Regions from separate parts of the Mus musculus genome. Here all the other regions are linked to region 1. Evidence: chromatin loops called from intact Hi-C (ENCODE). Cell type or tissue: gastrocnemius. All regions are shown on one strand. Each heading gives the region's core, and the rest is flanking DNA. Links, peaks and the distances in the headings are about the cores only. Region 1 has its middle 16 kb from the start of Epb41. Region 2 has its middle 33 kb from the start of Ythdf2. Region 3 holds the start of Taf12 (TATA-box binding protein associated factor 12).

Region 1 (10,124 bases), core at 1,190-9,189:
CAAGAGGCCAAGAGACTTCATCCTAGGATTGCTTCTCACTACTAATATGCTTTTCCTGACACTATCACATAGCCTAACGATTCCTGGGCATCAGCCCACCCTATTGGGCAGATCTCCTGCAGATCAACATGAAGAACTTCCATGAATTAATGCTAGATGAATTAATTATAGCATTCCTGATTTGATTCAAATAATTGTAGGAAGAAAGTTTAAGGAGATAGTCTTAACTGTCTAACACAGTTAAGTGCCATGCAGGAAGAGCCACAGTGGGCAGGCGGAACCTGTAACCACAAAAGAGGTAATAAAGAATCAAGAATAAAATCTGTGCCCCCCTTCATAGAATAGTAAGTAAAGGCTGCATAAGAAGGAATACAGTGAGCTTTCATAAATTGCACTAAGAAAATAAATAGGCTTGGGGCAAATCTGTGATCAAGAGAAAACATTCATCCTAGGCCAGGTCCAAGGATGAAGCCACAGGTGTGCACTAGGATAAAGCAAGGCCATGGGAAACTGTTGCTTTGAACTTATAATGAGCTTGTAGAAAGAAGCACTGCTTTGAACTGTTGACATCCTTTTGTAACTCCCCTTTTGTGTAACATTGTATCTATGAGGAACTTTGGTCTAAGAAGGTATAAATTTCCAGAGAGGAAAAAAAATAAATGTGGCATTTGGAGCTCCGCCCTATCCACCAAACGTATTTATGTATATGTCTGTATGTATGTACGTACATACATGTGTATGTATATGTGTGTGTATGTATGTATGTATGTATGCATGCGTGCATACATGAACACCTGTGGAATTGATGAAACAGGTGGTCAGGCCTGGCCAAAGTGTGTGTGTATGTGTGTGTGTGTGTGTGTGTGTGTGTGTGTATGTGAGAGAGAGAGAGAGAGAGAGAGAGAGAGAGAGACTTTTTTCTTACTTTTCTTTTCTCTCTGGCTCACAAAGAGTTAATGAACTCCAAGCCTCTTGCCTGGTCAGCTAAGGGCCCCTGAAGCAGAGAGAAAAGAGCTCAACTTCTTTTCTTAGCCCCCTGCTGTTATCAGCAGGAGTTAATTGCCAGAAGCCAGGGGCTTTATGGCCTCAGAATAACAAAGAGTTAAAGAAAGAAAAAAATTACTGAGAGTGAGCAACTTAGTCCCCAAAACAACATCTTCCTGCCTTCCTCAGAGAACAGGCTGGTCTTTGACACCAGGTAGCTCTTCTGGACCCTCTGTTCTACCCTATTCCAGGTCAGGAGGACCTGTCTCCCCAGGTATGACAGAACTGTTGGCAGAGACCCTGCAGCACTGGCAGTTTGTTGGTGTTGTCTCTGTGGTCAGAACAAATGGACATGCCTTTTTAGTTGTCGCACTAGTTATTTATTGTGGGAGAGGGGTCATGTGCATGTCATGGAGTATGTCTGCAGGTGTCCTCTGACTTGTATACGCATACATACATGTGCACCCATCCACACAGATATAGACTTCAACATCACACACACACACACAGAGAGGAACTTAAAGTTAAGTAGAGTTGGGTAGGAGAATTGTTTCAAGTTTGAGGTCAGTATGGGCTAAATTTTGAGACCTTATCTCCAAAACTCAAAGTGTTAGACCCCCCAACTGTCTCAAAAGACCTGATAGTTAGTTGTGGTTTTTTGTTTGTTTTTGTTTACTTATTTGTTTGTTTTAAGCATAAAGCCCATGCTGGCCTCAAACTTACTATTTGGCTTTGAACCCCTGGTCCTCTTGCATCTGCCTCCCAAGTGCTGAGAATATTAAAATATACTGCCATCAACACACCCATCTAACTCTTCCAGAGACTTTTTTTTAATCTATTTATTTTGAGAGTGAATGGATGGGTGGATGTAGATGTCAGAGGACAATTTCCAAGAGTCAGTTCTCTTCCCCCACCATGTGGGTTCCAGGGACCCAATTCAGGTCATTGGGCTTGGTGGCAAATGCCTTTATCCAGATATACATCATATACACATATATATATGGGTGGTTTTGTTTTGTTTTTGTTTTTGTTTTTGAAACAGGGTTTCTCTGTGTAGCCTTGGCTGTCCTGAAACTCACTCTGTAGACCATGCTGGCTTCGAAATCAGAGTTCTGCCTGCCTCAGCTGGGATTAAAGGCGTGAGCCACCTCAGCCTGCTGATCCACTGAGCCATCTTACTGGCCCTGCCTGTCAAATTTCTAAACCACCAAAGCCCTGAGCAGGAAAAAGAGAAGTAGTCTGCTTTGCACGAAGTGGTAGGTACGCAGGCACGCAGGGGTGGGTAGTGAAGGAGTCTCTGTCCTCTGCCTGCCCCTTTCGTCTCCCCTGCCCCTGCAGAGAAACAGAACAGGGTCTACTGCTCCAGTCCCAGCTCTTAGCTTTAACAATTGAGAAAAGTGGGCTGGAGAGAAGGCTCAGTGAGAGTACCCGCTGCCCTCACATCAGACCTGAGGTTCAATTCACAGCACCCTCATGGTGGTCCAAAGCCATCTGTAACTCCAGTTCCCGGAGAGCTGATGTCCTTAAGGACCAAGCCCACATGGGATGCACAAAAAAATAAAATGAAAAGGCCCGGTGGTGGTAATCCCAGCACTCAGGAGTCAGAGACAGGAAAAATCTCTAAGTTAGAGACTAACTTGATCTACAGAGTGAGTTCCAGGACAGCCAGGGCTACACAGAGAAACTGTCTCATGAAAACAAAAACAAACAAACTATATATATATACAATGAATCTTTTAAAAAATATTCATAAGATTTATTTACTTTGTATAGAAGAGTACACTGTAGCTGTCTTCAGACACACCAAAAAAGGGCATCGAATTCCACTACAGATGGCTGTGAGCCACCATGTGGTTTCTGGGAATTGAACTCCGGACCTCTGGAAGAGTAGTCAGTGCTCTTAACCTCTGAGCCATCTCTCCAACTCTAAAAAAAATTTTTTTTTAATCAGAAAAGTGAGGGCAGGCAAGAGAAGAAAACTGGACCAAGCTTACAGATTATGTTGTAACCAAGACTGGATTTGAAGGAAGATGGAATGTTGTAACTTGTTTAAGAGCTCCACGGCCCCGGCCTGGGACTGAGAACAAAGCAGAACAGCCCCCAGGCATGCCAGGGCAGGGCTGTTGTTAAGGCATTCCTAAGAACACCTTGACTGTAAAGATAAAAAGGTATTCAAGGACAAATAGGGCTACATTATCTGGGTCGACACCATCTGGCCAGAACCTCCCCTCAATCCGAGGACAAGCAGGGCTATCTTGTCTGAGTCAGCACCACCTGGCCGGAACCTCCCCTCTGTCTATTACCCCTTGGCGCCGGGTAAAGCCATACATCAACTGGTTACTGGTTGTTATGTGAACAAAGATAAGCCCCCAGCCCACAGGAACAAAGCCCTGGTGCCCCTTTTTGCTGACCTGTAATCTTTCTGTTAAAGAACCAATCCCGTGCCTTTGTCAAAATTCCTTGTACTCCTAGCCCTTTGCTTCTTTAAAAACCCCTAGCTTCGAAGCCCCAGGGTCGACTCCCCTGCCTCCTGTGTGAGGTATGTGTCGGCCTGGAGCTCTGCCAATAAAGCCTCCTGCGTCTTGCAACAAGAGAGGATTCTTGTGTTCGTGGGTGCTTCCTGTCCCTGGACTAGAGTGGGGGTCCCCATATTTGGGGTCCAACAGATTCAGTCTGCTGGACTTTCAGGTCTGACGTTCTCTTTGCTCAGTTTGCATGCGGGATGGTGGGGATTGAACCATCACTGCCCGTTCCTACTCTGTCTCTCCCTACTCTTCCACCTGGACCCTCCACCCGCTCTGCAAAGCCAGGTGGTAAGGAGAAATCCAAGGGGTCCGGACAGCCCTTGGGAGTAGGGTACCGAGGAAGGGGCCCGTCTGCATGGACTGGAGGAAAGGGGCGGGGCTTCGTCGGTTTGCTCACTGCTTCGCTTTAGTCCACGAACAGTCTAGCACACCATAAGCTATGCCCATGGTTGACTGAGTAAGTTGGAGGAAGCAGTCTAGGAGAAAGAGGCCCTCTTGGGAAACCATCCCTCCCGGTTGCTCTCATCCTCCTGTAAGTGTGTCTCCTGACCTTCTAGGAGAGGAGATCTTGACTGTGCTTCATGGGAGTCTCAGCAAAAGTTCTCAGCTTGGCCTCTTTCTGTTCAGAGCACCATTGTATCAGAAGCAGCTGGGTGACTTTGGGCAAGTCGCTTCCCCTCTTTGCTTCCTCTACCTCCCCATTTGTTACAAATACTTTGTTTGGGGCTGGGAAGTAGTTAGTTCAGTTCGTAGAATGCTTATTTAGAATGTGCTACACTCCACGATTGATCACCAGCATCGAATAAAACCAGGCATGGTGGTATATGCCTATAATCTTAACATTAAGGAGATAGAGGCAGGAGGGTCAGCACTTCCAGGCCATCCTCAGCTAATTAGCAAGCTGAAGGCCCAGCTGGGATACAAACACCTTGTTTCAAAAACCAACAATGTGGAAACTGTTCCCGTAAGTGGACTGTCTGGTCTGGTCTGCCTCAGTGGGAGAGGGCACACCTAGTCCAGCAGTGACTTGATATGCAAGGGAAGGGGGTGGGGGGAAGGGGGAAGACACCCAGAGAGGGACTCAAAAAAGAAGGGGACAGTGGAATGGGGAGAGAATCTGCATGAGGGGGTACTGGGAGGGGGGCTGATATTGGGATGTAAAGTGAATGAATGAATGAATGAAACCCCACTTTTTCCCTTTAAAATTTCCATTTAAAGTAAAATACAAAACAATGAGCTTTGGGAGCTGGAGGGACAGATCGGCAGTTAAAAGTATCAAGTGCTCTTCCAGAGACTTGGACTCAATTCCCAGTACCCACAAGCTGGCTCATAACCACCGGTCACTCCAAATGCAGGGGACCTGATGCCTTCTCTGGCTTCCAAAGGCACCAGGCATGGTGTGAAGACATACACTCAGGCAAAAGAAAAGGAAAGGAAAAAAAAAAGAAAAGGAAAGGAAATGAAAGAAGAAAGACACAACCATACATATAAAATAAAATAAAAAATAAAACAGCAGACTCCAGGACGAGAATGTAACTCAGTAGGCGTGCTATGGAGCCGTGGATCTGGTTGCTATCCAGGTATGGCCTTGTGACCCAGAGCACAGGCTGTGGATGCAGGAAGATCCGAAAGTCAAGGCTACCCTCAGCTACATAAAATTTGAGGCCAGTCTGGGCTACGTAAGATGCTACAGAGAAAAGTTCAAACATAGGTGGAAGTCATCGTGACATTTTCACATGAGTGTGTCCTGTAATATGTTCATAACCACATCCCCATCACTACCTCTTACTCTCCTCCACATCCCTCCTCCTAGCCTCCTTCCTCCCACTGTAAGAATACCCACTTCAGGTGCACCCTAAATTAGCCTGCCAACAACCCTAATTTAGTAACTGGGCAGGAGGCAGGACGCTGAGGTGGGAGGAGCTTGTGAGTTCAGGTTCCTAGTAAGCCCGCTTTAGAGTCTGCTTAAAAACAAGCAAAAACAACAAAATACTCCATTTCAAAGTATTTTTAGGGCTGGTGGTATAATAGTTCTCTGAGAGAATGCCTGCCAGGTGTGCATAGTCCTAGGCTTGATAGACAAACATGATCAATAGATACATTGATCCATAGATAAATAGATATACATAGATAATAGGTAAATATATTAGATAGATACATAGATAGATGGATGGATGGATGGATGGATGGATGGATGGATGGATGGATGGATGGATGGATAGATAGATAGATAGATAGATAGATAGATAGATAGATAGGCAGACAATTTTAAAATAGTGTTTTGCTGAGGGTGGTGGCTCATTAGTCTTGGCTACACTGAGACACATGAGACCCTGTCATCAAAAAAAAATAGGGAAGAAAACTAAATGTTTTTGGTTCATTCAATTAACATGTTTATTAGGAGCCAACAGCTCCAGGGATGAGGCCATCAGTCTGGGAACAGAGTTGTCAGAATGGAAAAGCTGAAAAAGGGCGCAAGTGCAAGAGATGGCCTGTAGGTGGCAGCAGTGTCTGTGACGTTAGGCAGCTCCTCTTAAATTTCTTCAAGTAGTTGGACTGTTTAAGTGTGCCAACACGCACCTGGTGAGAAGTGACGTACAGAGTGCGTATACATGTCTGTAGCATTGACACACGTTAGTAGGTGTAAAGGAATAAAAGCCAAGAGTGAATTTTTGCATGAGAACAAAATGTACCCAAAGTATGGGGAATGTATGTGCGAAGTCTGGACTGTGTGTGCACGCAAGTGTGTGTGTGTGTTTGTGTGTGTGTGTGTGTGTGTGTGTGTGTGTGTGTGTATTGGTTTTTCGAGACAGGGTTTCTCTGGATAGCCCTGGCTGTCCTGGAACTCACTCTGTAGACCAGGCTGGCCTCGAACTCAGAAATCCGCCTGCCTCCCAAGTGCTGGGATTAAAGGCGTGCGCCACCACTGCCCCGCATGTGACTATATTTTTATGTGATTGCGTGGCACCTCTTGGAGTTTTTGATACCCGCAACCTTGAAACATGTGATGAAGGTTCATGATCTTGCGGTAAGATGTAGTTAATGCCCCATTTCAGAGGGTTCTGGGGTGCCCTGGAGACACCTGGGTGAATCTGGCAAGGAAACATACCCAAATGTTAATGGACTAGTGAATGATTTATGTATCTCTTTGTTTTCCATTTTTATCGGGTTTCTCATTTCTCTAATGAACACATTCTATTAAAATATATATATACTTTTAATATATATATTTACTTTAGTGTGTGTGTGTGCTTTTATTTATACGAATGTTTTGCCTTGCATGTCTGATGTCTTGTCTGTTTGCCACGTGTATGCCTGATTCCTGTGGAGGTCAGAAGAGGAAATCAGTCTCCTGAAACAGGAGTTTACAGGTGGCCGTGAGCCACTATGTGGGTGCTGGGAATTGAACCCAGCTTCTCTGCAAGAGCAGCCAATGCTCTTAACTGCTAAGCTGTCTCTCTAGCTACACACACACACATACATATATATACATAGTGTGTGTGTGTGTGTGTGTGTGTGTGTGTGTGTGTGTGTGTGTGTGTAAGACAAGGTTTCACTATGTACCTCTGGCTGGCTGTTCTGGAACTCACTATGTAAACTAGGTTAGCCTTGAACTCACAGAGCTCTGCCTGCCTCTGCCTCCCAGTTGCGGAGATTAAAGACATGTGCCACTATGCCTAGGTTTAAATCTTTTAGAAAGTCTATGCACATGTTTTCTTTTTTCAATTTAAAATTTTTAAGATTAATTTTATGTGTATGAATGTTTCGCCAATATGCATGTTTGTACAGCACGTGTGTGCTGGTGACTGAGGAGGCCAGAAGACGTAGTCGGATTCCCTAGAGCTGGAGTTATAGATGGTTATGAACCACACATGGCTGCTGGGAACTCAACTCAGGTCCTCTGCAAAAGTAACAATTGCTCTAAAGCACTGAGCCATGTTTCCAGATCGTCTTAAACTTACATTATTTATTTATTTATTTACTTGTTGAGGGGACAGAGACATACCATGGTACATAAGTGGATGCCAGAGTACAACTTGTGAGAGTCAATTCTCTCTACCATTCGAGTTCCAGGGATTAAATCAGGTTTTAGATGTGGTAGCTGAACTACTACACCAGCCCTCGTGTGTGTGTGTGTGTGTGTGTGTGTGTGTGTGTGTGTGTGTGTGTGTGTGTGTGTGTTGAGATATAATCTCACTATGCAGCCTAGGCTGGCTTGACCTGCCTCTCAGTCCTCTATGTGCTGGAATAACAGGTATGTGCCACTGTGTCTGGCCCAAGCACAAATTACTTTAAAATGGGGCCACGGAACCTGATATATGTTATTCAAAGAAGAAATAAGCCCTAGAGTCTCTTCCCACTTGTGTGTGTGTGTGTGTGTGTGTGTGTGTGTGTGTGTGTGTGTGTGAGAGAGAGAGAGAGAGAGAGAGAGAGAGAGAGAGAGAGAGACTCTAGTTTTTTGGGACAGTGTTTCTCTGTGCAGCCCTGGCTATCCTGGAACTCACTCTGTAGACCAGACTAGACCAGAACTCACAGAGATCCACCTGCCTCTGCCTCTGCCTCTGCCTCTGCCTCTGCCTCTGCCTCTGCCTCTGCCTCTGCCTCTGCCTCTGCCTCTGCCTCTGCCTCTGCCTCTGCCTCTGCCTCTGCCTCTGCCTCTGCCTCTGCCTCTGCCTCTGCCTCTGCCTCTGCCTCTGCCTCTGCCTCTGCCTCTGCCTCTGCCTCTGCCTCTGCCTCTGCCTCCTGAGTGCTGGGATTAAGGGCACCCAGCTTCCTTTTTCTCTTGGCAAAAGCAGGCACTATGTTCCTAGTGCTGGTCAGGAGGTCAGGTGGGGACCCTGATAGCAGGGTGGTGTAGCTGACCTCAGAAAGTCGTGAAGCTGACATAAGGCAGGAGGCTGCACACTCTGTCCCACTTCTCTGAGCAGGGTTTGCAGTCCTCTCCCTACAGTGGAAGCCTGAGGAGTCAGGCAAAGAGCTTCCAACTTGGATCTCTAGAGTTCACCCATCCCAAAAGGGCCAATGAGGTCATCGTTGAAGACAGAATGTGCCTCAGGTGTCATGCCCAGCTGCTGTCTCACTGCGTCCACAGCAGAGGCTTCCTCATAATTTTTTTGTTGTTCTGTTTTTGTTTTTGTTTTTTTTCGAGACAGGGTTTCTCTGTATAGCCCTGGCTGTCCTGGAACTCACTTTGTAGACCAGGTTGGCCTCAAACTCAGAAATCCGCCTGCCTCTGCCTCCCGAGTGCTGGGATTAAAGGCGTACAAAAAAGAAACAGGCTCAGACTCATTGCACAGACATCTTTCTCGGGGCACACAAAAGAAATTACTGTACACACGTTTTCATGAACTGGCACACGTTCACACTCTCTTCTATGCTTATTATCCTTAAGTGTGGTCTTATCATTGTGTCCTGGATTTCCTGGATATTTCGGGCTAGGAACTTTTTGCATTTTCTTTGACTGTTCTGTCAATGTTTCTATGGTATCTTCTGAACCTGAGATTCTCTCTTCTATCTCTTGTATTCTGTTGGTGATGTTTACATCTATGACTTCTGATCTCTTTCCTAGGTTTTCTAACTCCAGGGTTGTCTCCTTTTGTGATGTCTTTATTGTTTCTATTTCCATTTTTAGATCCTGGATGGTTTCATTCAGTTCTTTCACCTGTATGTTTGTGTTTTCCTGTAATTCTCTAAGGGATGTTTGTGTTTCCTCTTTAAGGAGTTCTACCTGTTTACCTATGTTCTCCTGTATTTCTTTAAGGGAGTTGTTTATGTCCTTCTTAAAGTCCTCTATCATCATCATCATCATGAGATGTGATTTTTAAATCAGAGTCATGCTTTTCCGGTGTGTTGGGGTAACCAGGGCTTGCTGTGGTGGGAGAACTGGGTTCTGATGATGCCAAGTAGCCTTGGTTTCTGTTGCTTACGTTCTTGTGCTTGCCTTTCGCCATCTGGTTATCTCTGGTATTAGCGGTCTTGCTGTCTCTGGCTGTGGCTTGTCTGTCCTACAAGCCTCTGTGTCAGTCCTCCTGGGAGACCAGTTCTCTCCAGGAGGAATTTGGGTATGGAGAGCTGTGGTTCAGGGCCAGCTCTGGGGTGCTGACAGAAACCAGAAGGATCCTGTCCCCAGCTGATCCTTGGTTCCTGTGTTCTGATGGCTCTGAGAGGGTCCCTCTTGGGTCAGGAATTTGAAGAAAAGTGGTGATCTTACCTGTGCTTGCAGGTGTGTAGGCACTCCTGGGAGACCATCTCTCCTGGCAGTATTTGTGTATATAGCTCTGTGGCACAGACAGAAACCAGAAATCTCCTGTCCCAAACAGCTCCTCAGTTCCTCTGAGCAGCAGTGGTGGGCCTACGTGGGCTCTCAGGCCTGTCTGCACTGGGAGGCTCGCTCTCTCCTGGCGCCACCTGGGTATGGAGCCCTGTGGCAGAGGACCGGCTCGAGGCACAGACGGAAGACTCCTCTGGTACACGTTCTCAGACCTGCTGTGCAAACGTGTACCTTCACATGTTCCTTCAGAGTCGTCCTTCCCGGCCTTGGTGGGAAGCGACTAGCTCCAGAAAGCGCTAACAGGCCCCTGTGACATCTCCTTGGTCCGGGTGTGCAGGGTGAGG
Region 2 (10,124 bases), core at 1,438-9,437, 91 kb after region 1:
GTATGTATGCATGCATGTGTGCCTGTGCACCACATGCATGCCTGGTGCTCATGAAAGCCAGAAGAGGGCATTGGAATCCCTGGAACTGGAATTACAGATGGCTGTGAGGCGCTATGTGGGTACTGGGAATTGAACCTAGGTCCTATGGAAGAGCAACCAGTGCTCTTAACTAAACAGCTTTCCTCCTTCACATTCCTTTCTTTTCACAGCTGAGCTTCCGTGTCAGACTTGGGGAGATGGCTCCCCCTGCAGAGTTCAGCTCTGAGGAAGGGCGTCCTGCCAGATGCAGGGAGCCAAGAAAGAGAAGGGCAGTATTAGGCCACAGGTGACAGGGTGAGCTTGTCTTTGACACCTTAGTCTCATCCCCCTGGAACTCTGTTTTTTGCTACCCACATGGTGTCTAGCGCTTGCAAATGGATGGCAGCCAGAGGACACTCCTCTGTGGATGGCCAGCGTCCACTCCACAGCGGCTTTCCCCATGGATAACCCAGTCATCAAAGCCCTTCCCTGAAAGTTCTTCTTCCTGAGTCTCGCAGGAGCAGCTGACATTTACAAAGTTCCCAAGAGTGACTCCGAGACAGTGGTACACAACTGTGATCCATCACTCAGGAGGCTGAGGCAAAAGGAAGTCAAGCTTGAGGCTAGCCTGTGCTATAGAGTTCCCAGCCAACCTAAGCTGCAAAATGAGATCCTTAAAAAAAAAAAAAAAAAAAAAAAAAAAAAAAAGGTCTGGAGAAATGGCTCAGAGATTAAAAACATGTAATGGTGGCCAGATGGTGGTGGCATTGGTGGCGCATACCTTAATCTCAGCACTATAGAGGCAGGCAGATCTTTGAGTTTGAGGCAGCCTGATCTACAGAGTGAGTTTCAGGATATCCAGGGCTACACAGAGAAACCTTGTCTTAAAAAAAAAAAAAAAAAAGGAGGAAGGTGTTCTTACCGATTGATGGTTCTAGTGCAGGGATTAAAAACACGTATATAGGGGACTGGAGAGATGGCTCAGTGGTTAAGAACACTGGCTGTCCTTCTAAAGGACCTGGATTCAATTCCCAGCACCCACATGGCAGCTCACAACTGCCTATAATTCCAGTTCCAGGGGATCTTACACCCTCACACAGACATACATGCAGGCAGGACAGCAATGCACATGAATCATGAACCCTGGGGACCCCAGCCCCCATGAGGCAGGCGGGGTACCCGGGTCTCCTGCTACTCAGCTGAGCTTCAAGCCTAGGGGAGAAAACTGGAGTTCCAGGTTCATGGAACCCTCAGGAATAGACACTGGGAGATGAGGACACCTGATACCCTCCAGGAGGAGTCCAGATACATATATACACATATGTACATATACTCACTTAGGTATGTATACATACATACATATATACATACAGATAAATACATACACATATACTCAAGTAGGTATACATACACATATGCCACATATGCACATATATTCACAGGCAAGCAGATAGTAGGTAGGTAGATAAGTAGATAGATGATAGATAGATAGATAGATAGATAGATAGATAGATAGATAGATAGATAATTATAAAGGTATAGAGGGGTGGTATAGGAGGCCATCTGGCTCACCTACAGATATAAAAGTGACTGGTGGCCTTGGAGGGTGGGTGCGCGGCCATCAGGCATGCTGGTTTTTGTAGGGCACAGAAAGTGGCTGTGTTCAGGACACTGTTGTGGCCTCACACCTGAGCCCCTCAAGGAAGGCATGGCACTAGGAGGTGATAGATATCTAGAGATAGATAGATAGATAGATAGATAGATAGATAGATAGATAGATAGATAGATAGAAAGAAAGATAGATAGATAGATAGATAGATAGATAGATAGATAGATAGATAGATAGATAGATAGACAGACAGACAGACTTCATGGATATTTGTCTACAGGTCCTGGATTCAATTCCCAGCACCTACATGGCAGCTCACAATAGTCTATAACTGGAGTCCCATGAAATCTGATGTCCTCTTCATAGACATAGTTGTACAGGCAAACAAAACATGCATACAAATAAACAAATAAATCTTTAAAAAATCAAAAGTTACGATCATGCTCAAATGTAACTGTAAAATAGGTAATTTGGGGGTAGGAGCAGGGCACAATAATAGAGCATTTGCTTTCATCCCTAATATCTCAGAAAGCAAAATTAAGGCTGGAGAATTGGCTTAAAGATAAGAGCACTGGCTGCTCTATCAGAGAACCCAGGGGCAGTTTCCAGCACCTATATAGTGGCCCACAACCTTCTGCAACTCCAATTCTGGGGATGGGAGACCCTCTTCTGGCCTCTGCAGGCTCCTGTACAAATACATATAAAATATAATAATAAAAAACAAATCTTAGCCAGGTGTGATGGCATATGCCTTTAATCCCGGAACTAGGGAGGCAGAGGCAGGTGGATCTCAATGAATTCAAGGTCAGCCTGGTCTACAAAGCAAATCCAGGACAGCCAGGGCTACACAGAGAAACCTGTCTTGGGGGGAGGGGTCAAAATAAATAAATAGATAAATAGATAAATCAATCAATCAAGTAAGCTCTGCAGAACCACGTCCTACGGTACAGGGGCTCAGAGAAGCCTGTTTTTTGGACATCACTCCAGCTTTCTCTTTGGCTTTGTGACCTGAATAACCATCTCCATCCCCAGGCTCAGTTTGTGGATCATTTATGTTGCAGCCATGGTGTTGGTGGCCCCGACGGCTTCCTCGCCTCCCTCCTGCATGCTACCCCTGTGAGGTCCTGTGCACAGGGTGCTCTGTGAACCCCATAGCCCGACAGAAGAGTGATTCATCGTTCCACTTGACATCTCCCCATTGGCGCCCCCTCCCATCATCCAGTCGCCTCCCACAGAAAAGAACCAGAAAAACAGCTCGCAATCCCATTAGCTGAAGGGGATGAAGGGCCAGAGAGCCAGCAGTAAGGCCCCTAAATAGAGCACTCATGGTACACTTTTAATCACCTCGCTCACCACGACCTGTGCCATTATGTAATTCCAACATTGTTGGCTTTTTTTTTTTTTCATTGTAAACAGACAGCAAATACTCTCCAAAGACATTTCCTGATGATTTCCGACTCCATTGCAGGGCATTTAAATGTGCACGCGCGCCATTAGCTGCTTTGCCTCAATCTCTCCCCTGCAGTTCCTTCTCCCGCTACGAGTCTGCCCTGTCATTCTTGATATTGAGCTAGAAGAAACCATTCCTTTCTTTTCTTTTCTCTTCTCTTCTTTTCTTTTCTTTTTTTTCTTTTGAGACAGGGTTTCTCTGTATAGCCCTGGCTGTCCTGGAACTCACTTTGTAGACCAAGCTGGCCTCGAACTCAGAAATCCACCTGCCTCTGCCTCTGCCTCCCAAGTGCTGGGATTAAAGGCATGCGCCACCACCGCCTGGATGAAACTATTCCTTTCTAGAAACTTCTCTAGCACACACACACACACACACACACACCCCATATAATTTCTAAGCAGTAAATCACATATACCCTGAACAAATGTTTTTTTTTTTCCTTCCAAACGATGGGGATTGAACTCACGGCCTGAAGCATATGTTGGGTACCATTGCCCATGTTCAGGTGCTGTCTCAGATCAAGACTCCAGAGAGGTCCCTCTGCCCCACCCCCACTCACTGTCTAGCTGGGACCAATCTTCTATCCTCTGTCACCATAGATTGCTTCTGTCCGTTCTAGAGCACCATAAAAATAAACTGTGTAGTAGCGTAGTGCTCAGGACTAGTACAGAAGGATTGCCTGATGTGGGGGCCAGTTTGGACCCTTGGGGCTCACTAGCTCCAAGTGAGATACCCTGTCTCAAAGAAATAAGGTGAAGTAAGACAGAGTGTGATGGAACAGGACACCCAGTGCCCTACCCTGTTCCATGAGCACATACGGGTGTGCACATCACTCAAACACGGTACGTGTGCGCATGCACGCATACAAAAACACACAGAGACACAAGTGCACATAAGACTCAAAATATATTCTCGGGGCTGGAGAGATGGCTCAGCGGTTAAGAGCACTGACAGCTCTTCCAAACGTCCTGAGTTCAATTCCCGGCAACCACATGGTGGCTAACAACCATCTGTAATGAGATCTGGCGCCCTCTTCTGGAGTGTCTAAAGCCAGCTACAGTGTACTTACATATAATAAATAAATCTTTAATTTAAAAAAAAATATATATATATATATTCACCAGAAGGACTTTTTCCTCCATTTCTCTTTCTCTGCCACCAAATTCAGGCTAAGAGTACGTTCTCTTGACCTACAATATCCTCCAACCAATTAAGGTCTCCCAAATTCTAGGCCCCTTAAGCACTCTGCTATATCCCTAGCCCATTCACCTCTGTGAACCTTCCCCAACTGCCTCAAGCAAGTGGAACCTGCCTTTCTCCAGCTCCCAATGGCAGAACAACACGTGTTTTCTTATAGAGTTGATCGCCCTTTGGGGTTACAGTCTTCCTGGCCAATCTGCGTCTCTTCTTAAAAGTCCCAGAGCCGGGCAGTGGTGGCACACGCTTAATCGCAGCAGTCAGGAGGCAGAGGCAAGCTGATCCCTGCGTTCGAGGCCAGCCTGGTCTATAGAGAGAGTTCCTAAACAGACAGAGCTACAAAGAGAAACCCTATCTCAAAAAACAAACGCACAAACAGTCTCCGAACAGACGGCTGAGGATTTGTACAATTCGGTGGTTAGAAACACTTCCTCGGAGCTTTGACTACCTGAATTACATGCCTGGATCACATGCTGGAAGAGAGAAACCCCTGAAAATTGCATGCCTGCACTCATGGGCACAATACACACAATAATGACGTCACTAAATGAAAATTTGCTTAAGCGACACTGTCTACACTGGTCAAGCTACTAAATCTCAGACTGCAAAGGCTAGGCTGAGAGGCTGGCTCAGAAATGCTACTTTAGTGCCACCTACTGGCATAGTGGAGTATTACAGTTCCCAGTTTCTCGCGTTCAGGAAACTCAAAATCTTTTTGTTCCTCTGTGTGTGTGTGTGTGTGTGTGCGCGCGCGTGTGCGTGTGTGTGAGATGTGTAATACAGAGACAGAGATCGGGATCACTCATGTACCACAACACACTCAAAATCTTTTTGTTCCTCTGTGTGTGTGTGTGTGTGTGATGTGTAATACAGAGACAGAGATGGGATCACTCATGTACCACAACACACATATGGAAGTCAGAGAACAGCTTTTGTAGATAAATTCTCTCCTTCCACCCTTATGTGGTTCTGGGAATTAAACTCTAGTCATCAGGCTTGCAATGTCAGGCTACAGGGACCTTTAGCCAAACTGCCGGCCCCACTTTGGTTTTTAAGACAGTCACTGGGGCCTGAGGCTTACCAATTTAGCTAGGCTGGTCAGCAAGATTGAGAGCGCCATCTGTCTCTGCTTCTCCAGAAAAAGCACATTCAACCACGTCTGGTCTTTTACACAGGCGCTGAAATTCGAACTCAGAGCCCCACACTTGCACAGTATGAAGGGAGTGGCACTAATGGGAGGTGTGGCCTTGTAGAAGTAAGTGTGGCTTTATTGGAGGAAGGGATGGGAGAAAGGCTTTGAGGTTTCAGAGGCTCAAGCCAAGCCGAGCAGTATCTCTCTCTTCCTGCTGCCGGATCCAGATGTAGAACTCTCAGCTACTTCTCCAGCACCATGTCTGCCTTCCTGCCATGAGTATAATGCATGAAACCCCTCCAGCCATAAGGCAGCCCCCATTGAATGTTTTCCAGTAGAAGGCTTGCAGTGGTCATGGTGTCTATTCACAGCAATAAAACCCTAAGACAGAGAGGCTTACAGATCATTGTTGATGAAAGTCAAGGCAGGAACCCAGAGGCAGGTAGTGATACAAAATAGAATCCAGGACCCCCAGCCCAGGGATGGCATCACCCACAATGAGCTGGGCCCTCCCCAACCCATCACTAGTTAAGAAAAATGCCTTACAGGCTTGCCTCCAGCCTGACTTTAGGGGAACATTTTTTTTTCCATCAGATGACTCTAGCTTGTGTCCAGCTGGCATAAAACCAGCAGCGTAGACATAGATGGACAAATTGGTTATTAATGAGGTGGAACAGATCAGGGAAAAATTTGGGGTTGGGACACAGACATGAATAAAATGGCTAATGACATAGCCATGGGGACAGTGGAACACTGCAGCGTTCAGGAGACAGATTTGGTCTGTCTAAATGTATTGACCTGTGATGGTTTGTATATACTTGGCCCAGGGAGTAGCACTATTAGGAGATGTGACCGTGTTGAAGTAGATGTGACACTGTGGGCATGGGCTTGTCATAGCTGCCTGGAAGCCAGTCTTCTCCTAGCAGCCTTCATTATGTAGCCCAGGCTGGCTTCAGTCAAATTCATGATCCCCCTACATCTCCCAAGTACTAGAGCTACAGTGCCCCTCCATGTCAAGAAAGATGCCTTGCCAGGGTTCAAATGCACAAAGGATCAATGTACCAGCAACATCATCCATGGCTGCCAGGCTAAGCCGGCAGACTGGGAGTCAGCACTGGGAGGAGCTGGAGAGCTGATTGAGGGGTTAGAGTGAACAGGAGAGGAAACACAGAGAAGGAAGTAGGTAAATAAGTAAACGAGACTCTGTAGCACACCACCCAAATCGCAACTACAGTTTATTCTTAAGACAAGGTCTCCCAGGCTGGCAAGATGGGCCAGTAAAGGTGCTTCTGAGCAAGCCTGCCTACCTGAGTTGGGTACTTGGGACCCACATGACGAAGAAACAAAAACAACTTTTGAAGGCTGACCTCTGCATGCATATATACTAAATCAATAAATGTAATAATTATTTATAATTTAGCCATTTATTTATTTTGGTTTTTCAAGACAAGGTTTCTATATGTACGCCGGGTTTTCTGAAACCCACTGGGTAGACCACTCTGAGATCTACTTGCTTCTGCCTCCCGAGTCAGCACTCGGGATTAAAGGCATGTGGCACCACCACTCTGCTGACAAATGTCATTTTAAAAAGGAATGTTTGGGCTGTTTGTACGCATATTACCACATGCATGCAGTATCCGCAGAAGCCAGAAGAGAGCGCTGCTGGATTCCCGGGACTGGAGTTAACAGATGGCTGCTAGGAATGGAATCCAGGTCCTCTGGAAGAGCCAGTCAGTGCTCTTAAACATCAAGCCATCTCTCCACACCACGCAAAAGCAATTTATTAAAGATAAGTCCCAAGGAATCCTCTTACCCTCACCTCCCCAAAGCAGGGATCCAGCTTTTTACAGGTGCTGAGGACTCTAACTCAGGTTCTCACTCCAGCACATCAAATAATTCATTAAAGTGATCGTTCCTGGTCCTGAAATTAATTTAAAGCTCTATTAAAAAAAAAAAAAATCACTGCCTTCAGCAGCCATTTTTCTTTACAATGATGAAATCATAACGGGGTGAGGATGGAGCAGAACACCGGGAGAGGTGAGGCTGCGAAAAATAAAAACCAAAAGAGAAGCCACACTGGGAAGTCCAACTGTGACGATTTTGTAGGAAGATACAATCCGACTCGCCAACACAGCGCATGCACAATACTGGGGATTCAATATTGGCTTGCTGAAAAGCTAGGCAAGTGTTCTACCGCTGAGGACTTTTTTGCATTTTGAGAGTTAGGAGGTGAATGTATCCATACGTTGCCATGTTGACCTTTGAACTTGTGACCTGCCTGCTTCCATTTTCCAATCAGCTGGGTTCCAGAGCTGTACCACTTTCTGCTCTCATTGAGCACTCTCTCCCCAGTCTCTAAACTCAGTGCGTTCTTCTCCTCCTTCTTTCCCCCTGTTCCCAGCAGGAGCAGCAAGGGTGCGCAAAATAACAGGCTGAATTGAATGATTCAGTACAGGAAGAAATGAAACCGTTGACAGCAACACCGGACAGAGAAGCAAAATTGGGGGTTTCCTGAGGGTGCTGATCGGTTACAGGGCAGCTCGGCCAGCAGGTGGGGCTTTCCAACTTTCAGCATTGAGAATTCTCACATAACTAAGCGGCCAAGATCGATGTCCTCAGGTCAATCCCGGGATTCACAAGGCGGAGGAAAGAGCCAACTCCCACACATACAATAAATCAAGGGATAAAAGACAACTTTGCCTTCCAAACAAGGTGTCTTCTGGCTAGGAAGGCTGCGCAAGCGCAGAAGCAGACCATGTTGTGCCCCCAGGACCGTCCTGGCTACAGGTTAAACGGACTGGAACTGCAGTAGAGTGCAGCACTGGTCCAGCAGCGAGGCAGCCACCAGAACACGGTGGGAGTTCCAGAGTCTTCCAGAAGCAGCCTCCGGACTCAGGCGGGTGGAATCATCACCACCACGCACCACCCCCCCCTTAGCCTTTTCAGGAAAGCACATTTTGCACCTGCAAGGCCTCCAGCAGCGATTCCTGAGCCTCAGGTTAAGGAGCTTCACAGCTGCCTGTGTTGATTCACCTCCCAAGGCAGGGGAAAACTTGGAATGCACCCCTCGGATCTGAGGCCTAAGGCCTACACCCTCATCTTCAGGGCATTTTTGGAAGAACCCAAGTGAATCCCCACACTCTCTAAGCGCCAAGAAGGAACCGAAAACTAGTCTGCTGCCATTCTCCACTGGAGGAATGGAAACCACAACTTGCAACATGCTAAAGGTAAAAAAAAAAATTTCTTTTAGGATGAAAACCAATCCTAAACCCCAGTTTAGAATAAGTACAAATAAAAGTACCCTTCAATTCAAAGACCCTGTCCTCACACAGTTAGGAAGGGGAGGGAGTGAAACGTTTAAGTCTCCATTCTGTTGTTAATTCTCTACCTAAATCAATCACCATGTTTAAAAAAGAAAGAAAAAAATAAGGCTGGGCGAGGCCAGCCTGGTCTACAGAGTTCTAAAACAGCAAGGGCTGAACAAAGAAACCCAGTCTCAAAAACCCAAAAAAGTGTAAACTAGCCAGGCAGGAGTGATGGTGTTATCCGTCTTTAATCCCAGTACTTGGGATTAAAAGTGGCTCTCTCTGTGATTGAGGCTAGCCTGGTCTACAGAGCTAATCCCCAGACTGCCAGGGGCTACAAAGAAACCCTGTCTTAGAAAAAAACAAAACCCAACTCTGGAGTCACTTTATGTTTCTATTGATTATAGCTAGGATAATTCAGCCAACAATATAAACTACAGAACTGATATTAATCTATAATGATATACCTGAATAAATGCGGAGACATGCCACATCCTTCTTACTGATTATAATTAGTAAATGAAGGAATTGAGGTAGTGAATTAACATTTGACCAAATCCACAGTAGTATTTGCTGCAGTCAGTAGCAATCCACAGACGCAGAGATTAGGGTCAGAGAGAATAGCCTCCATTACCTTCCTTCCTGCAAGTGACTACGAAGGGGAAACTGTACGGAGGTCGGGCAGACATCACTCTACCTGGTTTGTCACTGTAGTATCAACAGCATCATATAATGGATACAGTACACTGAAAGACAATGAACTGTGAGTCTCCTGTCAAAAAAAAAAAAAAAAAAAAAAAAAACCTCAAACTAATATCAGTGCTATTGGGTGAGTAAACACAACCTATAGGACATTCTGTGGCTGGCTAGCACTCTTAAAAGTGTCAATCTGAGAAATAATATGTAAAGCCAGGAGTGGTGCCAATCTGTGTACTACTCCCAGCTACTGGGGAAGCCATGACAGGATTACAAATTCAATGCCAGGCTGCAGTTTCAGCCAAACCACCTCAAATAAAGGTCAGAGACATAAGTCTGTGGAGGGATACTTTACACACGTAAGGTCCAAGTTCAACCCCCAACACTGTGGAGAAAGCTAGGACTAAAGAACTAAATGTTCCAAAATAGAGGGGCAGCAGGATGCACTGTGGGATTCTAGATAGTATGCCGAACCAGAAAAAAGACAACAGGCACAATTTAAGTCTGTAGATTAGCTGTAGTGCTTTATGGATATTTACTGGTTTGGGTAACTTTATTATGTTTATGCAGAATGTTAACATTTTAAAGGGAAGCTGAGTGAATAGAAGAAAGTTCTATTATTTTTGGAAAAGTAAGTTTTAAAAATAGGACATGCTGGGAGTAGAAAGCAATCAAATATAACTAAAAATAAAGTGAATAGACTCGAGAGATTCATGC
Region 3 (10,124 bases), core at 1,437-9,436, 180 kb after region 1:
GATTTGAACTCAGGACCTCCAGAAGAGCAGTCAGTGCTCTTAACTGCTAAGCCATCTCATCAGCCCCCGAGAGGGTTTTTTTTGTTTGTTTTTGTTTTTTAGTTTTAGTGCATTGGTGTTTTGTCTACATAGTAGTCTAGGTGAGGGTGTTAGATCTCTTGGGGCTTGGATTGCAGACAGTTGTGAGCTGCCCTATGGATGCCAGGAATGAAACCTTCTGAAAGAACAACCAGTGCTCCTAACCACTGAGCCATTTCCCTAGCCCTACATAGTGAGTTCTAATCCAGCTTGTGAGTTGTTGTCTCAAGGAGCAAAAAACTAAACAAAACGAGAAGCCCATCCCTCTTCTCTGTAGTTAGGCTTGGTCTCCTCCTGAGGCTCTAGCAGTCAGAGCCTCCTGGTCGTCGGCCTGCTCTCTGCCCTGCTGCTTTAAGTATTCAGTCTTCTAATGCCCCACAGGTCCTTAGAACCAAACTTGAAAACTTGAACTCCTTTTTCAGTCTACCTGCCCTCTTCCTCCTCTTCCTCCTCCTCCTCCTCCTCTTCCTCCTCCTTCTTCTTCTTTTTTTTTTTTTTTTTTTTTTTGGCTTTTCAAGATAGGGTTTCTCTGTGTTCCCCTGTCTTGTGCGCGCTCGACTGGCCAGGAAGAACGACGCTGCAACAGGATCCTTCTGCACACGTTTATTGGGAGAGCTTGATTGTAGAGGCGAAAAGACCTCGAGCCCAGAACTGGTGCTGCTTTTATAGGCCTAGGACAGGCGTTCTCTCTCATCTGATTGGTTAACTTGTCTCTCATCTGATTGGTTAACTTGTCTCTCATCTGATTGGTTAACTTGTCTCTCATCTGATTGGTTAACTTTTGTCAATTCTCAAAACCTCACCTTGGCAAAAGAACCTTTACTGGCTATGTATGTGTGGTGGCCAGCTGTAGCCAACTGCCACTCTGTAACTGCCACTCTGTAACTGCCACTCTGTAACTGCCACTCTGCAACGGCTTCCCACACCCCTGGTTGTCCTGGAACTCACTTTGTAGACCAGGCTGGTCCTGAACTCAGAAATCCGCCTGCCTCTGCCTCCCAATCCCACTGGGATTAAAGGTGTGCGCCACCACACCCGGCTTCCACATCTTTTAATGTTCTTACCCATTGTAGTGGCTACTCCTGGTTGTCAACTATATCTGGAATGAACTACCATCCAGAATTGGAAGGCTCACCTGTGATCCAGATTTTGAGGCTGGGAGAGACAAGTTTCTGACCTGGATCTTGGCATGGAGATCTTGAGGCAGAGTGGCTGTGAATCCCAGGAGACTAAGGCAAGGAGATCTCTGAGTTCAAGGTCATCTGGGACAAAGCAAGTCCTAGATCCAGGTGTGATGACACACACCTTTGATCCGGGCCACACCTTCTGGGAGACCTACATAAGGACGTTGGCAGGGGGATTCACTCTTCTACTTGCCTTGTCAACCTTGGACTTCCATTCACAGCTGACCATTGTTTGGGAGTTGGACTAGACTGTAAGTCACCATAACAAATTCCCTTAGAGCCGACCCATAAGTTCTGTGACACTAGAGAACTCTGATTGATACACCCATATCCAACAGGGCTTCCTTCTGCCTGGACTTGCTCTCCCTTGTTCTCCCTCCACAATACATACTTTCTCTGTGAGGGCTCGGACAGACAGGTTATATTAGTCTCGGAGGACTCCCTGGTACACAGAACTCTCAAAATAATCTGTTGCTTAAGAACTACTGCACTCTCTGTCCCTCCCTCCCCACCCCTCACAGCTTGTCCCTCCCTTCTGTATCATCCACACTTTGAGAAACCAGAATCTAGTAGCAGATGGGATGTGAATCAGAAAAGAAGGCAGAATCAGAAAGAGAGGAAGCTCTGCCAATTGATGGGGGGAAAAAAAACCCCAAAGACAAAAAACAACAGCAACAGAAAAAAAAAAAAAAGAACCCTGAGACTAATGTAGATGTAGACAGGTTAGTCACTGCCTCAGCCACCTCTGCCCCATCTGCCATGTCAACATCAAAGGAAAAAGCTGACTTCGGGCTTAGGAGGAAGGATAAGAATTGAATCCTGCTGGCACTGTGCTTATGAGTCTCTGTTTCAGCCTCAGCATCCCGGTGTAGAGAAAGGAGATGCAGGTCAGGACCACACTGGGAGGCAGAAGCAGGAGGATCTCTGTGAGCTCCAGGACAGCCAGGGCTACCCAGAGAAATCCTGTCTCAAAAGACAAAAAGAAAAGTGGTGGTGGGGATGCCAGCTGGAGCTGAGTGTGTTGGCATAAATCCTTAATCCTAGCAGATCTCTATGTTCTAGTCCAGTCTGATTTACAGGGCGAGCCTTTGGAGTGTAAGCTCCTTGAGCCTGTGACCTCCCCAACAGAAAACAAAAACAAAAAAACTCCCCATTTTCTTTTCTTCTGTTTTCCTTTGTTCTTTCACTCATGCCTTCCCTGAAACAGAGTCTCACTATACAACACTAGCTGGTACTCACAGAGATCTACCTCTGCCTCCTGAGTGCTAGGATAAAGATATCTACCATTACAGTGGTGGCCTTTAATCCCAGCACTTGGGAGGCAGATTTCTGAGTCCAAGGCTAGCCTGGTCTACAGAGTGAGTTCCGGGACAGCCAAGACTACACAGGTACTGTAGTGGCTATTCCTGGTTGTCAACTTGACTATATTTGGAATGAACTACAATCCAGAATTGGAAGGCTCACCAGTGACCCTTATCTGGAGGCTTGGAGATAGAAGTTTCTGATCTGGATCTTGGTATGGAGATCTTGAGGCAAAGTGGCTATGGATTCCAGAAGATTAAATCTCCGAGTTCATCTGGGATTAAAGGTGTGGTGGAACACACCTTTAATCTGGGCTACACTTTCTGCTGGAGACAATATAAGGACATTGGAAGATGGGAGTCTTGCTCTTGCTCCTTCGCCTGCTTGCTGTGTGGGATTGAGTACCTGCTAGGTCCTTGGACTTCCATTCACAGCTACTACTGAACCATTGTTGGGAATCAGGCTGCAGACTGTAAGTCATCAATAAATTCCTTTATTATATAGAGACTATCTATAAGTTCTGTGACTCTAGAGAACCCTGACTAATACAGGTACACAAAGAAAAACCCTGCCTGAAAAAAACAAAAACAAAGCAAAACAAAAAAAGTGCCACCACACCCAGACAGTATTAAACAATGATTTATTTATCTTTATGTGTGTTTGTCTACACTCATGTATACATACTTCATTTGTATTATGCACCAAGGAAACCAGAGGAGGTGGGAGTGCTGGGTCCTGGGAACTGAATAAGTGCTCATAACTGTGGATCCATCTCTCCAGCCCCCACATCCTTTTCTAAAGCTAACATAAGCTGGGCAAAATGGCAGTCCAGTACTTCTGAACTGTGTATCTGTAGATATGAGTAGTTATTTCAAAGACTTTTAATTATATTAATTTATTGGAGGGGTACACCATGGATGGCATATGTAGGTCAGAAGACAAGTGACAGGGTTCACCCTCTCCTTCCACCATTTGGGTTCTGAGAATAACTTCACACACACACACACACACACACACACACACACACACACAAGCAAAAATAAATCTAAGCACTCATGAGGCAGATCTCTGAATTTAAGGCCAGGCTTGGTCTACAAAGAAAAAAAAGGGCCAGCCACGATGAAACCCTGTCTCAAAAATAAACAAAAAAAAAAAAATTTTAAGGGATATGGACATATGTGAGGTATACACACCAAAATATGTAACTCCAGACATAAAGTTTTTTTAAATACTCCATATGAGATGTAGATCAAAAAGGCTGGCGAGAATATGTCTCAGCAGTTAAGAGCACTGATGGCTTTTCAAGAAGTCATGACTGAGTTCAATTCCCAGCAAACACATGGTGGCTCACAACCATCTGAATGGGCTCTGATGCCCTCTTCTGGTGTATCAGAAGACAGTGACAGTGTACTTACATAAAATAAACAAATCTTAAAAAAAGAAAAGAAAAGAAAAGAAAAGAAAAGAAAAGAAATTTATATTGAAGGAGGAAATTTCAGTCAAGTTTTATGATTCCCTTACTCTTCCAGGGAGGCATTTGGAAGTGGGATATTCCTTTTGCCTGCATAATACAATGTAACCCTCAATTTTCTAACCTGTGAAGCAGAGCCATACCCACTCCTCTTAGCAGTCAGTTGCAGGGCTAGAGAGATGGCTCATTGGTTAAGAGCACTGGCTGTTCTTTAAGAGTCCCAAATTTTATCCCAGGTACCTACAGGGTGGCTCATTACCAGTCTTCAACTGTTTTTTTTTAAAATATTTATTTATTTATTATATGTAAGTACACTGTAGCTGTCTTCAGACACTCCAGAAGAGAGAATCAGATTTCGTTACAGATGGTTGTGAGCCACCATGTGGTTGCTGGAATTTGAACTCAGGACCTTTGGAAGAGCAGTCGGCAATCTTAACCGCTGAGCCATCTCACCAGCCCTAGTCTTCAACTGTTAATCCCGGGAAATTCAAACTCAGGCACACAAGCGAATAAAACAAAAATAATTTAAATGAAAATAAATAGCTAAGGGGCTGGAGAGACAACTCAGAGCACTCAGCTACTCTTTTTTTGTTTGTTTTGTTTCTCGAGACAGGGTTTCTTTGTATAACCCTGGCTGTCCTGGAACTAACATTGAAGAGCAGGATGGCCTCGAACTCAGAAAACCACCTGCGTCTGCCTCCCAAACTCTGGGATTAAAGGCGTGGACCACCATGCCCGCCTACGACATTAACTTCTAATTCCAAAGTCCAGAAACTTAGACTTGCTAGCGATAAAAAGACTTAGAAGATCCAGATAATAACCTTAGAAGGTATTATCTACCTAACAAGAAAGTATTTGTAAAATGAACTAAAAAAGCTTCCTCCTGTAATTTAACAAATTCAAGGGCGCCGGGACCAACGATCACCAGCTGCCCAATTACCAAAAAATTATGCTTCCGAAATCTCTTGATGTCGATTCCGCACGCACAGCAATCGAGTTGCCCTGCGTGTGCCACTCACGACAGAAGCCCTTTTTGCTCGAGCGCGTTCGGAAGCACAGTGGCATTGTCGGTCCACCCATCTTACGGTAAAGGTGAAAATAAAGTCTAACCAACTTTCAACTGTATATTGTCGAAGCTAAAAGGCAAACTATCGATTCTTCTCGGGCTGAGGGAAAGCTCTTCACAAAGAGAACTGTTGTGTCGTTTTTTGTATAGCAGTAAAGGAAAGTCCGTGAGTCAATATGCAAATCAGAGCAGTGCTTGCTGGGAATGCTCTGGCCGACGCGGAGGGAGAGGTAGGCGGCGCTGGTGCAAAACAGCTGCTCCCAGCTAGAGGTGGGATGTTGGGTTCGAGGAGCCTTTCGCTAAGTTACTAGGGTTACACGGTGCCCCAACCTGTCAAAACTGATAATGTGTAATTTAGTGCCACTTGTAGCCTCCAACTTGGACGTTATGTTCTAACATATGGGTGCTAGGAACCGAATTCAGGTCTCTGACAGGGACACACAGGAGACGGTCTGTAAAAGCAAAGAACGGAGTAAATTTATCATCAAAGACCTAGATTCTAGGTGATGGGGAGGGATTAAAAAAAGCTGACACGCGCTCTGTGTTCATATGGCGGGGCGATTTATTCTGAATTTCAATGAAATCAGATAGTTTTAAAAATAAACCGCCGGGCGTGGTGGCGCACGCCTTTAATCCCAGCACTCGGGAGGTAGAGGCAGGTGGATCTCTGAGTTGGAGGCCAGCCTGGTCTACAGAGTGAGTTCCAGGACAGCCAGGGCTATACAGAGAAACCCTGTCTCGAAAAACCAAAATAAATAAATTAATTAATTAAAATAAACCGAGTGTGATGGCTCATGCCTGTAAATCAGGAGGCTGACACAGGAGCATTACAGCAAGTTGAGTTCCAAGCCAGCCTTGGCTACATGACACCCCACTTCAACAAAAGCCAAAACACTGAACCGAGTATAATGGCACATGTAATCTTACATGGGAGGCTGCTACAGGATGACTCTGTCTTCTGGTCGGCCTGGGTTTCTGGAGGAATCTGCATCAAAGGACAAAGCACGCCCCCAAAAAGAATGGTAGATTTGTGTGACTTAGGCCCTGAGTTAAGCGATCACCATCTTGGGGCGTTCAGTTGAGCCTACCTGCAAAGGATCATCCCAGTTTGTTGACTGTGTATACCCTCTCAAAGAGGTGGGTGGGGTGGGTAGTCAGAAAACTCACTGAATAGCCAGCTGCTCTAGAATGAACAAGCTATCACGTGGGACTATTAATTGTCGGTGGTATCCAAGAAAGGTTATAGCATGTAAAACAGTAGGGGAGGGTGCTCTATTCATGCACTATAGAAGATTCGTCCAGGCTAAAAATGTGTTTGAAGGTGCAGATTTGGGGGGGACAAATTAACCATACCCCTGTTTAACCCTTCACTTGCTATGTAAATAAGCCACATAAACTAACTGGCTGCCCAGAGTGAACTGTGGTGGGATCATGCCTCAGGTTGCAGCTGGGACTGCAAATGTAGACTTTATGTCTCCTCCAAGGAAGGAAGTTTAGCAAGGGTTTCATCAGGTAGCGCAGGCTGAACTTGAGTGCCTGCTGCTTCAGCCTCCAGAGTGCTTTGGTTTTATATATATATATATATATATATATATATACTATAGCTGGCTTCAGACACACAAGAGAGCATCATGTCCTATTACAGATGGTTGTGAGCCACCATGTGGTTGCTGGGAATTGAACTCAGGATCTCTGGAAGAGCAGTCAGTGCTCTTAACCCACTTGAGCCATCCCTCCAGCTCCCAGAGTGCTTTTTAAGATTTAAAAAGTTAAAAAAAAAAAAAAAAGTGTGCATGTTAGCTCTCACTACGCTGCCTGTCTCCAGGGTCCTCTACTCTGAAAGTTGCAGAGATCCCCGTGTTCAGCTCCCAGAGCTTACTGACATCAGCCTGGCCCAGCTTTTCCTCAGGATATTGGGGACGGCATGCAGATCCTTACATTTGCACACCACGTTCCTAACGTTCCTACCCACTCGTGAGCCCTTCCCCCGCCCCTAATGTTCTTACATTAAAAAGAGTGTGTAGAAGAAGCAGATGAATACTTTTGAAACAAACAAACAAAAAAATAGACTGTTGGGCATTACACTTTAATAACGTATGGAGTTCCCTGCCCTTTATAAAGTAGGAGCTACAAAAGAAAGGAGATTCATAAATGGGAAGAGGTGTAGTTGAAACTGGTGAAGCCGGGCGTGGTGGTGCACGCCTTTAATCCCAGCACTTGGGAGGCAGAAACAGGCAGATTTCTGAGTCCGAGGCCAGCCTGGTCTACAGAGTGAGTTCCAGGACAGCCAGGGCTATTCAGAGAAACCCTGTCTGGAAACCCCAAAAAAAAAAAAAAAAAAAAAAAAAAGAAAGAAAGAAAAGAAAAGAAACTGGTGAGGAGCCCAGTGGTGCTACCCTCTGTCCATCAAGGGGCCCTTCTATAATCCAAGTGTTCATTTATCGCCACACACTTTATTTGACACATGCACCTACTGTGGAGCAGTGGCTAGCTTGAAAACCAGGCTGGCCTCAAACTCAGAAACTGACTTGCCTCTGCCTCCCGAGAGTAGGGGCCAATGGTTTGAGCCAAGATACCCATCCACCCTACCCATCCACCCAATGCTTCCTTAAATACAAATTACCATCTCAATCCTCAGTTTTCATGCCTTTCCACTGAACACTGAATAAAATCCACCCCCCATTTCCACCTGTCCCTTCCTGTCCCCTAACCAAACTTCAGCCTTACTGCTCATCTAGTCTTTTTTTTTGTTTGCTTGTTTTTTTGAGACAGGGTTTCTCTGTGTAGCCCTGGCTGTCCTGGAACTCACTCTGTAGACCAGGCTGGCCTCAAACTCAGAAATCTTGCCCATGCCTCCCAAGTGCTGGGATTAAAGGCATGAGCTAGCACTGCCTAGCGCCTGTAAACTCTTAAGGACAATGATGACTGACTTCCCCAACAGGATATACCCAGCACACAGCAAAAAACAAAAACAAAAACAAAAAAACAGTTTAGTACATCCAAGGATGCAAGCACAAAAACTGATTGGCCAAACTCTGAGAACCATGATAGAAAAATAAAGCTGGGGCTTGAGAGGTGGCTTTCTCTCGAACCTGGCAGTCTTGCAGAGGGCCTGGGTCAATGCCAGCAGTCACATGGTGGCTCACAACTATCTGTAACTTCAATTGCAAGGCTTCAGATACCCTCTTCTGACCTCTTTGTGCACCAGGAATGCACATGGTGTACATATATAAATGCAGACAAAACACTTTTCCGCATAAAATAAATCCAAAAAGAAAAATAAGGTTATAAACAGTTTGCCACTTAATGGTTAAGCCCTTGCATCCAGGATTTTGGACCAAGAGGGTGGATGAGCCTAATGGGATGAAGATACAAAGATAGAATGGATTCTTTATGGGCAGGAACCGTTGATAGCTCTGAGATGTCAGACTTCTATACACTCGTTTGCGAGATCTCTATTTTACTAAGAATCCTTGCCGGGGACTGAAACTGCCTGTTGCTTACATGCCTAGCAAAAAAAAAAAAAAAAAAAGTACTCAAATCTCAGGGCTTAGTGGTTTAACAGTTACTGTACCAGCCCGGGCTTTGGAGTAAGAATTTTCAATTCAAGTTGAGAACCTACATCCCTTAGGAATTTCACGTTTCTTCCACTATTACATGACATACTCCAAGTGAGGGACTGAACCAGTCCCTCACAGACAGCTCTCGTCCAAGTGTATGTTGACTACAGATTAACTAATAGGCACAATCAGCTTCTCTAGTCTCCAAGTTCTCGTGCTGGTTGAGAGTCCCATAGTTGGTATCTATGCAGAACTGCGGTCCCATCCTTATAGCACCACAAAGGCACCAACCAAAAATGGCGACTTGGAAGCTCTCCGAGGCCGTCGGTTACCGGTCACGCTCGTGAAAGAGATGAGTCGTAAAGAAACATCTAGGACAGGGATTCACGCCGTGGTAGGGGACGCAGAGTAGACCCACGCCACCAGCAAGCCACACAGAGCAGAAAGCCCGACCTGCCAAGCCAGGCGCTGGGCTCACAGTCCTACCACGTGTTGTAGTACCATCTGCGCCTGCGCTAGTGAGGCGCGCGCCCGGCGGCCGGAAGAGCCGCGCGTTTCCGGGTTGGAGGCGGGGAGCGGTGCCGGAAGTGCTTGGGGAGGGCCGCGCAGTCGGACCGGCTGCTGAGACGAAAGCTTCACTGGGGCAGTCTCCGCATATCATGGGGAGATAGACGCTGCTGCCTGTGAGTCTTGGGCCCTGGCAGTTGAGGACGAAGAGCGGGAGGAGGGTGTCAGGACCCAGACCCACAGCGGGTCAGTGCTGGAAGAACTAGGCTGTGGAAGAGACGGGGCTGAGGAGCCCAGGCTCTTGGGACGGGACTTGAGGGGTTCGGGCTCGCAGAAGCAGCGGCTGTTGGGGACTCGAGCTCTGAATGAGAGACTTAGGAAACGGGGACGGATGTGGATTCTGCAGCATCTGAGGGAAAGCCTTCTGAGAGGGACAGGATGGTGAGGATCCCGCACTTTATAGGAGGCGAGGGTAGGAACGAAACGGGGCGTGAAGACACAGGCTCCAGAGAGGTAAAAGTGGAGCCCGAGAGGACTCGGGCTCCTAAGAGACAGAAGCGGGACAGTAAAGTCCCAGCTCCTAAGGATTCAGAAACCGGGCAGCAAAGACTTGAGGACTGGAGCTAGAGAAGGAGGCAGAGAAGACTTGAATTTGAAAGGGAATCGAAGCGGGCAGTGAGGACTGGGTCTTCTTTGGGGACAAGATCCGGGCTTTCAGACTCAAGAGTTTCTGGAGGGACAGAGATGTAAGGACCCGAGCTCCTAAAAGTGAAGGAACTAGGGGGTCCTTAACGGCTGGGAGATCAGCCTTCAAGGGAGAAAAGTTGAAAAGGTTTAGCGATCTGTTCTCTGTACCCGGAGGATTAGGATATATATATTCGGGGGAAGACTTCTTGGCGCTGCCTATTTGGCTTTTGGCATTTAGGCTTTTTCTTGTGTCCGTTACTTAACCTAGA

What was found. Hi-C counts contacts between places; a loop is a spot of excess contacts. Peaks named below come from ENCODE experiments on the same cell type or tissue, not always from the same donor. Only the 100,000 strongest peaks of a DNase experiment are listed, where the experiment ranks them.
Region 2: a loop joins it to region 1, with 5 times the contacts of the local background. A loop is called at or near these places in 34 of 42 quality-filtered maps.
Region 3: a loop joins it to region 1, with 5 times the contacts of the local background. A loop is called at or near these places in 3 of 42 quality-filtered maps.

What each region holds. Positions count from the first base shown.
Region 1 is chr4:132,083,086-132,093,209 of GRCm38, forward strand. No RefSeq gene overlaps it. Among named protein-coding and RNA genes, the nearest start is that of Epb41, 16 kb to the left of the region's middle. In gastrocnemius, for the core only: no CTCF peak of the experiment used is centred there; a DNase peak (open chromatin) is centred at 6,007.
Region 2 is chr4:132,173,847-132,183,970 of GRCm38, forward strand. No RefSeq gene overlaps it. Among named protein-coding and RNA genes, the nearest start is that of Ythdf2, 33 kb to the right of the region's middle. In gastrocnemius, for the core only: CTCF peaks have their summits at 4,106 (motif pointing left), 4,929 (motif pointing left), 7,064 (motif pointing right) and 7,946 (motif pointing right); DNase peaks (open chromatin) are centred at 4,932 and 7,053.
Region 3 is chr4:132,265,144-132,275,267 of GRCm38, forward strand. It overlaps Taf12 (TATA-box binding protein associated factor 12), which reads left to right and starts at 9,232. Exons shown (of 6, transcript NM_025579.3): 1 at 9,232-9,344. Gm28874 (a long non-coding RNA gene) reads left to right here. Exons shown (of 2, transcript XR_390809.4): 2 at 1,152-1,965. It overlaps Rnu11 (U11 small nuclear RNA), which reads right to left and starts at 5,043; the gene lies at 4,936-5,043. In gastrocnemius, for the core only: CTCF peaks have their summits at 3,949 (motif pointing left) and 5,337; DNase peaks (open chromatin) are centred at 4,462, 4,752, 5,030, 5,303 and 2 more places; H3K4me3 peaks cover 3,047 bases; H3K27ac peaks cover 3,387 bases.